Linked DNA regions of Homo sapiens: region 1 is linked to region 2. The links are chromatin loops, found by intact Hi-C in ENCODE. Cell type or tissue: mammary epithelial cell. All regions are shown on one strand.

Evidence for each region. Hi-C counts contacts between places; a loop is a spot of excess contacts. Peaks named below come from ENCODE experiments on the same cell type or tissue, not always from the same donor. Only the 100,000 strongest peaks of a DNase experiment are listed, where the experiment ranks them.
Region 1: a loop joins it to region 2, with 10 times the contacts of the local background. A loop is called at or near these places in 18 of 110 quality-filtered maps.

Annotation. Positions count from the first base shown.
Region 1 is chr12:65,670,834-65,678,833 of GRCh38, forward strand. No RefSeq gene overlaps it. Among named protein-coding and RNA genes, the nearest start is that of MSRB3-AS1, 32 kb to the left of the region's middle. In mammary epithelial cell, a CTCF peak has its summit at 3,139 (motif pointing left); a DNase peak (open chromatin) is centred at 208; H3K27ac peaks cover 3,461 bases.
Region 2 is chr12:65,310,505-65,318,504 of GRCh38, forward strand. All of the region lies in intron 2 of MSRB3 (methionine sulfoxide reductase B3), which reads left to right. Among named protein-coding and RNA genes, the nearest start is that of MSRB3, 36 kb to the left of the region's middle. In mammary epithelial cell, a CTCF peak has its summit at 3,410 (motif pointing right); no DNase peak of the experiment used is centred here; H3K27ac peaks cover 424 bases.

The sequences.
Region 1 (8,000 bases), 360 kb after region 2:
CATTCCTCCATCACTTCAATCTCTGTCGCTGTGGTCACATTACTTTCTCCTCTTCTGTCTGTGTAAAGTTTCTCTCTGACTCACTTTTTTTTTTTTTAATGAATTGAGGTAGCCTCCATTCTACAAAATAGAATGAAAGCTTTCCTGACTCACTCTTATCGTGACACTTGTGATTGCATGTAGGGGCCTGCCCTCTTCCTCCAGGATAATCTCCCCATCTCAAGACGTTCAATTTAATCATATCTGCAAATGCCTTGTCATAGAAGGTAACATTCACAGGTTCCAGGAATCAGGATGTGGCTATCTGGTGGGAGAATGTGCTGATTTTTAGCCAACCACACTGAGTTCACTCTAAATTTTGCATCTTAGGCAAGTGCCTCACCTCATTCTTCACCACAGGCCTGGCCTTGGATCATTTGAGCCTAAGAAGTTAGGAGAGTGGTGTTTTTATTTACAGAATTGGGAAATTCAAGAGAAGGAATTGATTTGGAACAGCAAATATTGCTGAAATATTTAAAATACACCTAGACATTAAAGCATGCAACTGAAGCATAAGACCTGATTTTTATATTCTTTCAACATGGCCTCATTTTCCTGGTGCCAAATGTAAGCCCACCTTGAGAGCAGGTTGTGATGCTTTGTGTCTTTACTTAGAGTTGAGAAGATCATACTGCCCAACATTCATCCTCCCTTTATTTGGAAACAGTGCCAGAACTTGCTTTGGGGGACCATGTTTCATCATCTATCAGACTGCGTGATTAGATGGCCTCTCTTCCCAACTCCAGGATTGGAGCTTATGATCCAAGACTGGCCAGTCAATAGCACTGTTGCTCCCTGAATTATAGTTATTAACTCACAAATATGCACTTGCCTCAAATTGATCCATTAAGAATGAATTCTGGGACTTTGGTGAGAATCACCAGGAAGAAACATAGAGTTTTCCTCTCAACTTGCATCTGGGAATATGTGTCCCTGGAGTCCGAAGTTAAAAGAAGGAAAGGCAAAACTAGGCATCAAGGATCTCGATAACAACACTCAAGTCCCTAAATCAAGTCACACTTGAAGTTAGCCTACTCCTAAGCTTTTCAATTGCCTGAACAAATAAATTTCTCTTGTTGCTTAAGCAAGATTGAATTAGATTTTTTTTTCCTGTCACTTAAAGCCACTGCCAACATGGCGAAGCCCTGTCTCTACTAAAAATACAAAAATTAGCTGGGTGTGGTGGCGGGTGCCTGTAATCCCAGCTACTCAGGGAGGCTGAAGGATGAGAATTGCTTGAACGCTTGAACTCGGGAGGCAGAGGTTGCAGTGAGCCAAGATCGCGCCACTGCACTCCAGCCTGGACAACAGAGTAAGACTCCATCTCAAAAAATAAAATAAAAATAAAATAAAAAAAGAAAATTATCATTTTAATTATTTAGCTGCCTGGTGGAGATGATGTGGTGGATGGGGCAGATAAACATTCTGAGCTGAGGTTGTATGCCAGGGACATTTGGATTTTATTTCATGAAAGTGTAAATTATTTCATCCTTTGGCCAGAATGCCATCACTACCATGGAATTTGTACCATGCCACAAAGTTCCATGGAGGGTAGGAGTGGGCAGGAATCCGATGTTTTCCTTCAAGAAGATAGGGCAACCCGACCAATCTCCAGAAAATACATTGATTGTGGGGAGTGGGGGATGAAAAGAATTGGAGGAAGGAATAGGAAGGTCCCTAGGTGATGTTGGGCAAAGCTACTGGAGGCAGCTAACCTGCGTAAGTGAAAGGACAATGGGGCCATTTAGGGCGGAGACTGGGGCAAGAGAGAGCTGGTCAGGAATGCAGGGAAGTGGCAGGGGAAAGAACACTTTCCAGATTGCATTCCCTAGAGGTTCTCCTTCCTTGAGTTATCCTGGACTTTCTTCACAAAAATAGGAATTAGTATCTGGTGGAAGTGATTATATTTGCCTAAGGCTGTGCTATACTAAAATAATATAGGGTGAAGATTTCATAATATTCCCACTTCAGTCATCACCTCACAACTTTACATTTCAATGTCTGACCTTGGGACAGCCCCTTCCAGTATCACATTAAGAATATTTAAAAGAAACAGGGAAGCCCACCAGTAAGTTAGCATCTCCAAAAGAATAGTAGTTGTCAGCCCAGGAGGTTCTATATTTTCAGCGGCAATTTAACACCTTGTCTAAAATTTTCAAGCACTTGAAAAATTCTTGTTTTACTCTTTACCAAGGTTTCACTAATTCTTTCCCCTTAACAGATTAAAAAAATGGCTTATAGGTTGGAAGATTCCTTTTGCATTATGTTAATAAAATAACACTTGACATGTTTAATACTAATTATATCAATGGGTTGAAGTAATAAGTGAAATAAAACCCAGTGAAACTTGTTTTTAAAAACATAAATAAGTAAATGAAGAGCCTACAAAGATATTAATGGTTTCCTTGGTCTTAAATTTTCAAGTGTTATTCAAAGCTCTTTGGGGACTGTAACCATGGAAGCCTATAGAGTTACTGTTACTTGTATTTGGCAAGATTCTCCATGTCAATTGTACAGTAAAGGCTCAACAAGAAAGAGAAATCCAAGGGAAAAAAATTGGCAGAAACAGAAGCAAATTATCCTGGTTTCATGTACAGGCTTTATGTACATGACTCAGAGAGGTATGAGGGACAGCCATCACACTGAATAAATATAAGAGGTGAGTTTTTGGAAGAAATTCAGATTATTTTTTATTTAAGGGAGTTAACTCAATTTAGCTTGAAAGAGTATTTATGTACATTAAAAGATCAGATATATGATCATGTTTTAGGAAAAATTTAAAGATTCTAAATATGGCATTACTTATAAGTATATAGTATGTGTGTTCATACCTACAAACATATCTGAAATTCTGATGAAGAAAATGTGGTTTATACTTTTAACATCAGTTCTAAAATTCACTTAGGAAAGTTCTTAGGAACTCCTAGAGATAAAAACATTAATAAATAAAGCCTAATTTTCATGAATGCTTATACTCAAGGGCTATTCAGCCTGAATTACACAACACATTTTGAGCTTTGTAACTCTTAGAGTGCATATAATTTTTAATTGACTTTTCCTTGGCAATGTCAGTATGTTTGTATTATATTCATGGGACTCCCTCTGGTGTATAACTTAACACATGAAAATTCTTGTTTTACTCTTTACCAGGGTTTTCTTGCAGCCTGATGGATAAGGTGTCTAATTATGAAGTACTGTGGAAAGCTCTGGATCAAATCATATGTTTTTATTGAAAATGAGGTCATGTTGGGTTGTGTGATATAACTAAATAATCAGTTAACCATTTATCCAAGCCAAACACAGAGTAATTAGGTTTGGTAAGATGGCTTCCTCCTTAAGATCCATAACTCAGGCCTGGTGGTTTGGGAACAATATGGATAGAAATTGTGTATGTTTTTCTTGGACATTTCAGTGATGGTATTTTCTAACTAAACTGTTTTTTAGATAGAATTTAATTTTACATTCATTTTTACTTTATGTGGCATTTGCTAAAAGAACATTTGCTAAATAATTATCTAAAATTATGTGGTCCCAAAATTTATTACTCAAGTAATAGAAGTCACAGGTAAACAACGACTTGGGAATTTCTGGATAATAATTTAAACAGTGATACCTTTAATCATCCATTATAATATTTTTGATAGTAGATTTTTAGATAGATCATGGAAGTATACATTTCAAATATATTGTTACATTTCCCCCAAAAAACATTGAAATGCTCTAGTTTTAATACTCTGCCAGTTCCAAATGCTTGTGATTCTTGTGTACTTATGTCTAGTGCTTGCATTTTATGCTGATGGAAAATGACACAGATGCTATATTTAAGTTCATTTGTTTGAATTTTGTCAAAACAACAAACTTAGATCAGTCAAAAGCTTTACATCCAAATAATGTGTAATTTTTAACTTTTTAAGGTGGGTACTTTGGCATAAATTCTTAAAATATAAGATTATTACACTAAAGAATTAGTATTCTCTTGTTTCTCTTCTTGGGATTATAACTGTACCTTCTATGAAGATACTGAAATTTGCTGTGTATTTCATAGCAAATATGGTGGATGACCATGAAAAACTGTTTTATAATTTAGCTTAGGCCTACTAGATAGTTTTTACATTCAACATTTATGCCTCAAAGGAGTATTGTAGTGTACCATTGTAGAATTTCCATATTCATCCTAGGTTTACTACTGATATGACTTCAAAAATGTGATATTGTCAAAACTGTGCCAGCTGTGAAATTAAAATTGGGCATCCATGAACAGCTGTATTGAATAGCTTGACATCTGTGAAATCAAAAGTGTATTTCGAATTCAACTTTCAAACCACAGAATTCAAGTAAGCAAAAACTGACCATGTGTTAAAAACACTTGAAACTCTTCCTCTTGTAACTGTTTATCTACATTTTAAAAACTCTGTTTACATTGTAGTAACAGCTGTGTTTAAAAGGGACATGACAGAGCAGACTAATTTATAATGCAAAACTCTATTCTAAAAAAAAACTTCTGTTTGAAAAAACACTTCAAAAGAGGGCAAAAATGATTAAAATAGACACAACCATTTGTTTAAACTATGACTTTCTCAAGAAAAAACAGCCTAATGTAAACTGGCCTATGCATGTTCCAAGCAGCTGTTCTGTGTAATGCCTCTACAAAACCTTTTCCTTTGGGGGATGGGCAGAAAGAAAATGAGAAACTGACCATAGCAAAAGGTCATTGCCATTTGAGAAACTGCACAAATCTAAGGATGAACTATTAACTGTTTTTGAATTGTGCCAAGTTCATTAAATTAAAAACTGAGGAAGCAGAGCCAGTGACCAGTGATCTTACAATGGAAAAGTGGAAAAGTCATTCCTGACCATTCATTGGGTTTCTATAAGAAAACCACAAAACTGTTCAATAAGAAAAAATGTACAAATAAATAAGTCAGTTTGTCTATGCTGTACCATATATTAGCAGATCTTTCCTTTTACTCCTTTTTTCTAAAAAAGTTATCATTGTTTAGGCATTTGTAGACATGACACTAATGCCTCTTTTACTCCATTCCAGTCGGTTTCTGTTGGTGTTTGATGCTGTTGACATCTCTCTTTTATAAAATCCTTTCTTCCTTTGGTTCCCATGATACTATTCTGTCATCCTACCTCTGGACCACCTCTAGAGCTCTAGATACAGCACATTTTCCTGTATGTTTTCTAAATATTCCCTTAAGTCCTGTCTTTAAACTATCTTTTCTACTCAGATGCTGCAAAATGATCTCATGGGTCTCAAAGAGGCAAGAAAGCAGAGTTACTGATGTCTCAGCCTGGCCTTTGAGGCAGCCACCCATTTCTCAGATTCTCAGGAATTAGTTGAGAGAGCCACACTGAAGAAACCTGTGTGGACCAATGACCAAGGACCAGAGAGGAACTAGGATGCTACATCAGACACCAGCATGGCCTGGCAGCACCAGAACCCTTCCTTCCCACTCACATACACCAAGCTTGAAAATGTAGGCACGACCCTAAAGAGAACAGAATGGAATCCTAAACAGATTAAGATCGACTTTTCACTGCCCAACAGTATAAGGGCCGAACATAGAAATTAAACTCTGTTCAAGAAATATGACAATAGGTCCATTTCACATGTTACTGTGTGAAATAATTTTCCAGCCTTTCCTAGCACAATGCCCACAACATACTTGGACTTCAAAAAATGTGTTTTTCTTATTTCTATGGAGGGTCACAAGACTTTCATGCAGCATTATCTGATGAGTTAAATTGAATGGATTTCATTCATTCATTCATTCATTCACTTGCTCATGTAACAAAGATATTTTGAACACTTATTCTGTGCCAGGCAATATTCTAGGCACTAAAAATACCATAACAAGCAAATGAAGTTCCAGTCCTTTAGAGACAGAGACAGCTGAAAAAATAAAGAAGGAAGGAAGGAAGGAAGGAGGGAGGGAGGGAGGGAGGGAGAAATAATAGAAGGACGGGAGAGAGGGAAGAAAAAGAAAGAATGAGAAAGAGAAAGAAAGAAAAAATCAGTAATGACAAAATATAAGGAATAAAACAAAGCAGAATATTAGAAAATGATGAGGAGAAGGGCTGGGAGTGGGTCTGCTCTTTCTGACAGAGTGGTCAGGAAGCCCTCTCTGAGTAGATGAAATTAATGCAGAGCTTGGCATGATATTAGTGAACGCAACTTAGAGCTCTGTGAAAAGAACACTCCAGACTGGGGAGCCAGTAGGGCACAAACCCTTGAGAAGCCTTCCAAATCAGTATTCTCTAAATGCATAACTCAAGTTAGAGTATATGGGAAGAAGTCTGTAATCTTAATGTAAATCCTAACCATTCCTTGGGTTTCATTTATATAACAGCCAAAATATATTTTGGAAGAGGAAAATATTGGAATCATTCAAAGATGAAAGTAATGATCTCCTGTTGTTAAGTTGTCCTAAACGCATGTGTTAAAATAGAAAATAAACATCTATATAATGCTGATGTGTGTCCGTGTCTATATTTGCATCATCTATATTTACATCTGAATATGCTATATACTCTAAATATATCTGTACCTACATCCATCTGTCTTGTCTATCTGTCACTATACAGCTGGATATGCAATATAATCATTTTGCTACTAAGGCCTCAAATCTGATTAACTTATTCCTGAATGATGAGAACTGCCCTCCTGGGCAACTCCTGATAAGTAGAATAGATAACTATGTTCCTACAACATGCATATCTATATCTGTATTTCACTATGCTTAAAATTGTATTAAGTACACATGAGGCTTCAGCTTAAGCTCTTCCAGGTTATAGCTTTGGAAAACAACTGAATAAAGCATCTTCAGCAAGAAGATGATTCTACACATAAAGCACAATTGGGGGCGAACTATTTTTGTTATTATCATGTAAAGAGATATCAGAAAGAGCTCCCTTGAAAGATATACTATTAATTTAAAATAGCATACAATCTTACTTTATTATTTGGAAAAAATGTAAAAATGTTTCCACTGCTGTGCAAAGTTTTCTTAAGATATCCCCCTTGGGACATGAACAGACACTTCTCAGAAGAAGACATTCATGCAGCTAATGAACATGGAAAAAAGCACAACATCACTGATCATTAGAGAAATGCAAATCAAAACCACAACGAGATGCCATCTCACACCAGTCAGAATGGCAGTTATTAAAAAGTCAAGAAACAACAAATGCTGGAGAAGTTGTGGAGAAAAAGGAATGCTTTTACACTGTCGGTGGGAATGTAAATTAGTTCAACCATTGTGGAAGACAGTGTGGTGATTCCTCAAATACCTAGAACCAGAAATACCATTTAACCTAGCCATCCCATTACTGGGTATATACCAAAAGAAATTTAAAACATTCTATTATAAAGATACATGAACGCATATGTTCATTGCAGCACTACTCACAATAGCAAAGATATGGAATCAACCCAATGCTCATTAATGACAGACTGGATAAAGAAAATGTGGTATGTATACACTATGGAATACTATGCAGCCTTGAAAAGGAATAAGATTTGTCCTTGGCAGGAAAATAGATGGAGCTGGAAGCCGTTATCCTCAGCAAACTAACGCAGGAAGAGAAAATCAAACACCACATGTTCTCACTTATAAGTGGAAGCTGAACGATGAGAACACATGGATGCAGGGAGGGGAACAACACACACTGGGGCCTGTTGAGGCTAGAGGGAGGGAGAACATCAGGAAGAAAAGCTAATGGATGCTGGACTTAACACCTAGGTGATGGGTTGATCTGCGCAGCAAACCACCACGGCACACGTTTACCTATGTAACAAACTTCTGCATCCTGCACATGTACTCTGGAACTTAAAATAAAAGTTGACAAAAAAAAAAATTCGCGCTTGGAAAGGGCCACCCCATCCCTTAAGCAGAAATTAAAGATGGGTTACCCAGTGTCAATGTCAGGGTAGCTGACGTGTTCTGGTGGAATCA
Region 2 (8,000 bases):
TATACATAATGATGTTTTCCTCTGGAAAAAGCTCCAATGTGTAAAAGTACCCAGCATAGTTCTTGTAACATTGGTTTGCCAAATACAGGGGAGGCTAAATGTTTATAGAAACCACATTAATTAACAGTGTATTCTTCAAGATATGACAGTCATGGATTAAAGGGTTTCATAATGAGATTGTTTAACTGAAATATAAATATCTTTAAATTTTGATAAAATGATTCAAAGATAAATTCAGCAAAGCTGATAGTTTTTAAAAAATTAACCATTATGGTACAGTGCTTAAGCACACAAATTCTGTATGAGGTCAGACTGAGTTTAAAATCTGACTTTGCCACTGACTAGCTGTGTGCCTTAGCTTCCTTGTTTGTAACATGGAGATAATAATAGTACCAACCTGAAAGGGTTGCTGTGAGAATTAAATAGATTGGGATGTGAAAAGTGCTTAAACCTGTGGCTGGCATTTAGTAAACACCATATATGTCTTCACTATGTTCAATATGGAAATTCATGTATCTGTATTAATATAGATTTATGTTTTTCCAATACAACAGACTTTTCAAACTTTTAAACATGTCCTATGTTTCATTTAACTATTTTTTACTTTCATGGGACTCACAAATACACTTTATGTTTGAGGAATAACCATCTTGACCTGTTGTTCTGATCTCTTTATTTTACTTATGCACCCTGCTGAACCAGAATTCAAGTCCTATAAATATACAAGAGATTTCTTTTATTCTTACTACCCAGTACTGGTAAAAGCCCAAAGAAACTCTCATCTTTCTTATCTAGGGCTTGTAAACCCATTTTAATTTGAAAAATGAGTTGACTAGAATAGTATTCCATAATTTCTCGACCATTCAAGCACCACTAGTTTTTAAAGTGTTATGAAAGTCAGTCTTTGGGTGTCTACATATTTTATAACTTGGATTTAGCAAAATCTGTATCATCATCAATTTCTCTAACAGGATTTTGCTCTTAGATATATAGAAATGTTGAAGAAATTAACTTCAACAGTAATGAAACAGACTGCTTAAATTTTGAAAAATAAAGATGAAATTGAAATGGGAATTCTAGTCCCTATTAGTTTGTACAGGTAGGGAAGAGAAGAGGCCAAAATTGGAAATACAGGAAGTGAAGGTGAAAGTTTGAAGTCTTGCTTTAATATAATGTTGCTGGTCAAAACCCATTACAACAGAAATCTCTGTAAATCAAAAAGATGTCTGTTCCCTAACCAGTACCCTACTAATTTTGAGTATTATTCAATATGAAATAATTCCAGAACTAAAATATAATTGGAGCAAGCTCTTAAAGTTGATTATAACTGGATTGACCTGCATGAAGGCTATATCCCAGAAGAGTGATCTATTATTTTTCAGCTTTGACTTTTTTTACGTCTTATTTTTTTAATAAAGTATAATTTTAATTTGGAGCTTTTTAAGTGCATCTGAGTTATGGTTCACTCATGTTTGCAATTAAAGGTAATTTTTCTCTCGCAGAATTTCTTCTTAATTTCTTACAACAGTTTCCTTAATGTATTAAAAGAACACTGGATTAGGAGTTAGAAAACTCTAACCAAAGCTCTGTCCTTAACTTGCGTGACCTTGAACAAATCAATAAACTTCTCCTGATCACAGTCTCTTCATCTTTATGAGGAATTAAAATTAGATAGTATATTTAGTTCTTAAATTCTGTGATTTTATTAACTGTCACTTGTTTTTACTTTTGACTTTAGGTTAATCAGATCTTAAAACTCAGTACTAACTAATGCTGGGAACTTATACAGAGAAGTCTGCTGAGTTGTGGTGGGAGGACACAGTTTCCATGTTTGAACATTAGAATTCCTTGCCTCTTAATCAAGACTGAAGCATTATCTGAGGAGGAATCAGGAAGCCCAATTTTATACATAGTTTTAATGCTAGATAAAAATTAAGTGTAATTGTAGCTTAGACTAGATATCATGATAGCTTTCAGCCAAGTGAGGGTGAAATAAATAAAATTTGTCTAAATAGTACTAATTAGAGTGATAAATTATACTTTTTTTCTACCCTCATACATATAATTTGTGGTTGTGATTCTTATTTGACATTATTGGCATATTTAATAGTTTCCATGAATTGAAGAGTCACATGGCTGTAGCTTATAAATATATCATAGTTTTCTAATGTAGCAATTAGAAGTCTTAGAGATATTTTGCAAATGGTGTTAGAAAGTCATTGATTATCATCTGTATAACTAGAACTCCATGAATCAGCGGCTTATGGCTCCAGAGCTTAACACAGTGCCTGGCACTTAATAAATATATGTTAAATGAATCAGTAAACATTTGGAATGTTTATGTGTAGGTGAAGTCATAGCTGTAAGAGAGTACAAATTTATTTGAAACTCCTTTATATGGGAAGATTAAAAGTGAAGTTCATAGTTTGGTTTACTTTTGAATTTATTGTCTGACAATTTTTTCTCACTTTATTGCATTAATACAATACAGGGGATGTCATAGGTATAAATCACATTGTAGCTAAACAAAAAACAAAAGTGGCAACAGATTCAATGCATGTTATCCAGAATTGCTTTTACCTTTTCTTGCAAACAGTTTTGAGTTTTGGTAGTAAACTGTTTGAGGCGGTGAATAAGTACGTAGTATACTTAGCATAAGACTTAAGAACTCTGGCCCTTTTGATCACTTCTTTGCAGCAAATTATTGTTTGTTGTGCTTTAAAGTCTCCATTTGTAAAGAGGAAATACTACAGATACACATTAAAGCCACATCCATCAGTAACAAGTACTTATTCAATTTGAGCTGGCAATAGTTCATTAATAGAACTGATGTACTTAAAAGATAATCAGAATCGTCAGTGTGCTGTTCACTTACTGAATGCATTGACTTTCTATATTAGTTCTTCAGAATCTTTTTTGGGTCATGAAAAATATGGACAACCTACATAGTGCTTTGATAAAAGTTATGACCTTCTTTTCCAGAAAAGACATATATGCATCTACACATGTTTTCATATAATTTCAAGAAATTTTTTGTTAAGTCTTCTGAAACTCTTCAAAGGGGGTTCTTTGACCACATATTCAGGACCTCTGTTCTAAAAGATGCACATGAACCCAATCTAAAACTCGGATCAGAACACCGTGTTTCTGATTTCTGTATTGGTGTCCCTAAAGGAATTCTCTCCCTTGTGTTCAGATTAATGCCCTCAGTTCTCCAGTTTCACCATTCTTACCCAACATCTGACCTAACTTTATCTTACCTAATTTCTTTGATTATATTAAAATGCCGAGGAGAGGATTTTTTTTAAAGAAATAGAAAAAAGGACATACAAATTTCAACCCGTAATTCACAAAATAATTTGCAATTAGTTGATTAAATGGTATCCACTTTTTCCAGTAGATGGCACTAGGTTTACATTCTTTCATAGCATGAATGATTATTGATATTAGCACATAGGTGCATTGTGAAAACTTAAACAAAAGTATATAAGGAATAGCCAGTTAAGAACATATGGATTTATAATCCACAAATTTTTCTGCTTATATTATGTTCAAACAATATTTGTAGAGCACAAAACCTTTTTCCATTTTCAATAAGATTCTGACTCCCTTATGCTTGGCCATCTCATTGAAATTGTCTTTCATGTGTAGACTTTCTATAAACTGAAACAAGTTTTCATAAATTATCTTGTATCCAAATAGCTGATTTAACAGTCATTTATAGTTTTATATGCAGCTAAATTTTCTTCAGCAGACCACCCAAGAATTAAAGAAAATTTCACATTTTGTTTTGCTGTGTTTTGAATTTTTATAGAATCTTGAAAATGTTATTAGTTTAGCATGTTGACTGTTAAGCATGAATCGATTTTTGCATGAATGAAAATATTTTAGAAAACTAAGAAAAATTATATTTAAAATGTTGATTAAATGAGTACTCTGATGCAGCTATATTTTTCTAAAACAAACTGTTTTAGTAGCCCTATAATATAATAAAGTTTTAGTTAATGTTGAAAAGTTGCTGTGCAGCATCTAATTACCAGATGAACTTTTAATTATCTGTGACAATGGATATTAGTTAAGGCTAAATTGTTATACAACAATAAGACTGTATGAATAAGATGTTGGGCATATGGTTTGTTAAGTGTGGATTCTCTTGATTTTCTGGTAAATATGGAATAAATTCTTTATATACCTTAAGAATTATAAAATACATAACACCTAGTAACAAGAGAGTTTAAATAGGCATGAAAAAAACAATTAAATCTTAGTTTTGTTTGAGAAATTCATTAGTTAACAATGACTGTACAGTGTGTAAAACATAAATTCTGAAAACAAATGATAATTCTACAGGGTTAGAATATCTAGACAATATGCACTTTGGAGGAATCATATAGGCAATTAGATGCTTATTTATCTAAACATATTCACAATAATGTTATGTGACAGATTGTAGAAGGATTTATTAAAATGAGCTAACTCTTGCTCTCAACAAACACAAGTTTAATGAAGGAATGAGCCATGAATGACAGCTCACAGATTCAGTAATATTGTGGGTAGATATTTGATGAATTTTTACTATCATCCTTTCCTAGTTTACAATTTCATCCTAAACATTTTATTTAGAGATTGAATTTCTCATAACTGCTTCTGCTAGGTATACTGTAATTTAACATTCTTTAAAATAGATTGTATTAAGATGCAACGATAAATTATCTGAAATTACCTTTTGTGCCTTTGCATTTGAAATCAACGATTTACTTGAAAATTTTAAATCCTTATTTCATTTATTTCAATTTCCTATATATTTTTATTTTTTAAAACATTTAGTATATTTACGCTTGTATTAGTAATTTAAAAATGCGTGTTATAAAAAATACACCATGAGGCCTGGCGCGGTGGTCGTACCTGTAATCCAGGCACTTTGAGAGGCCGAGGTGGGCAGATCACTTGAGGCCAGGAGTTTGAGACCAGCCTGGCCAACATAGTGAAACCCTGTCTCTACTAAAAATACAATAATTAGCCGGGCCTGGTGGTGCGCCTGTAATCCCAGCTACCCAGGAGGCTGAAGCAGGAGAATCGCTTAAGCCCAGGAGGCAGAGGTTGCAGTGAGCCGGGATCGTATGATTGCACTCCAGCCTGGGCTACAGGGTGAGACTCTGTCTCCATCTCAAAAAAAAAAAAAAAAAAAACCCATGAAATGACAAAAGATATCAGTTATTTAGATGGTTAATAAGAGATATACTTTTATAGAGTTTAAATTTATGTATTAACTTTTATGATAAGCATTTCTTTCAGTACTAGATGTATTTATTATATTGAGCCACATAGTTGCAAGGAAGGAATGGAATGTTAATTTTTATCACTAGAGTATTTGAATTTGAGGCAAGCAAAGAAAATTCAGAATCCTGTAACTATAGCTTTGTAGGATTTTGTTTTGTTGCAGAAATACATGTTAGCGCAGAAAGATAAAACTGTTTATATTATATTCCACTTGATTAATGTTTTAATCTTCCTTCTGCAAATTTTAGATAATCTCACAGCAAATTTCAGAGCTTCTCATCATATTATTGGTATTGATGAAGAAAGAGATTAGACACTGATCTGTATTTACTAGTTTGTTTCTACCACCAACTTGCTTTCTGGCCCCAGGAATCTTTGTTTTGTACCTTTTATTCCTATTCTGCATCTGTAAACTGAGAATTTTGTAACATTCTTGTCAAATCTTTTATAAAAGATATGACCTTCAGGTGAGGGTTATTGTATTATATTATATTATATTACATATTAGCTGACATTTTCCAAAAGTTTGTTCTGTGCAATTTAAGTGCCTTGTTGTAAGGGAGAAGAAATTGGGGAAAAAAAGATGGGGGTGGAAGGGAGGACGCCAAAAAGTCTGGGAAATGTCATGGGTTTGATCAGGCAAAATCTGTTTCAGTTATGGAAAGTCCTTGGTTCCTGCAAAGCAAGCTCCAGAAAGGTAGAAATTTTTGTCTGTTTAGTTCACTGTTACAATTCAGCAACTACAGTTGTGTCTATCACATAATAGGTGTTCAATAAATATTTGTTGGATGAATGAATGCTTGTGAATAAGTAACATCATCTTATATATCAAAATAATGTCACATTACAAGTAATGTGATCTCTGCTCTTAAGGGATCTACATTCTGGTGAGAAAGATGGCCACCTCAGGTTCAAATTTTATTATCTATAGGATGAAAGGAGTTATATACTTGAAGGTTTGACGATTCTATATGAACACTTTCTCTTTTGTTTTACCATTGAGGCAGGGAGTAGAAGAAGTGAGAAGCATTGTGCTTCTTTCCTCCCAGAATGTCAGACTGGATTCTCGGAATAGGATTTCAAGCAATGACAGTTCTTCTGAAGGATATTGAAGGAATGTGTAGATGTAATTAGTGGGAGGTGGTAGGAGTGGAGGATGAGAAGATGGGGGTAGGGGTGGATTGTGGGCACATGGGTTAGCAATAGATAGGTATGGTAGAGTGCAACCAAGCATGGGTTCAAGAGAGAAACAGAATGGACAAATAAACTAAAGGAGGAAGGCTGCAGACAAGAGAACCTGGCTGTCATTAACCAGGTATGCAACCATGAGTAGTAACTTTTTTGGGCCCTGATTTCCTTTTGAGGGCTTTGGACTAGAAATTCATCATTTCCCAAATTATAATCTGAGGGACACTAATTCTACTAACTTTCCCTTGTAAAATGGATCTCATCATGAAATTGAGAAACCCTACATACTACCCTATTGCATAAATTCTAAGATGCACTGCTTTTACCATTTTACCATCTTGGTAATCTGGATGCAGCTTAAAAATCATTGTGACAAGAATGTATTATAGTTTGGCCACTTTCTCCCCGCCTTTTTAGTGGAGCATAAAATAATGGGGTATCAAATGACCACATATTTAATAGTGCACATCAGCATAAGAAAATCTCTGAGAAGGTCTTCAAGAAACCCATGTCACCTAGATTTGCCTAATCTGATTTGACAGTGGAACCTTTCCCTTCTCACTCTGCAAGAGGAATAACATGTTAGCATTTTTTTCAGAGCCAGTGTTTTAGAGAATGCATTTTGAGGAATGCTGGATCAGGTAATCTTATAGTCTTAAATCCAGAGAATTAATCAAATATTAGTTATAATAAAAGAGTTGAATGTGAAACCCTAGAGAGGTAACATAGGATTCAGAGTAGCAATCTGAATTACTGAATTAATGTTTTTACTCTATCATTATTTATGTTTAAAATTTCACTGATTTATTAAGCAAATGTTATTGTTGCTGTTTTTAAACTAATTTCTAAGAAACATAGCCAAGATCATTATTTAGAAAACATCTTTTAGAAAGAAGATTTAAATAGCAATAATTAAAGTGGAGAATTGAGTAAGTATTTAAATACAACATATACCCGTTTAGTCCTTCCTTTTTCTCAGCCACATTACTAGGTGCTGAGGATGCAAAGATGACTAAAATATGTGTGAGCACTGTCTCTCAAGAAGACATTGAATAATGTCTTCCCGTGTCAGGGCAAGACATGGCTTTTCTTGATAAATTTGAGTGAAAAAGTAAAGTGGATTTTTTTTTTCTCCAGAACTCCTCAGATTTTTCTGGAATATATAGATTCAGATTTAGCTGTTTGTTGAGTGGCAACTGAAGACTTGTTTTCTATGCCTTTTGCTTAATTAATTTATATTTGAAATTTGATTTGGGTGGTAATGTAATTTTGGAAATTTGCAAAGCTGAGTTTTTGACAATATATATTTTATTTTGTTTCTGGTGAAGTATACTCAATGTTACATTTAAATAAAATTTGCATGATAATCTAAGAGAGGGCTCCTTTCCTTCCTTTTTGTGGGTGGTTACCGCTCATCTCCCTAGCAGTCGGTGCTCCCAAGGGGAGAAGGAGGATGAGAGAGCGAGCTATTTTTTGCAGATCTTTTTGATTGCATGTGAAATGTAGAATGGAAATGAGCCTGTCTGTTTTTA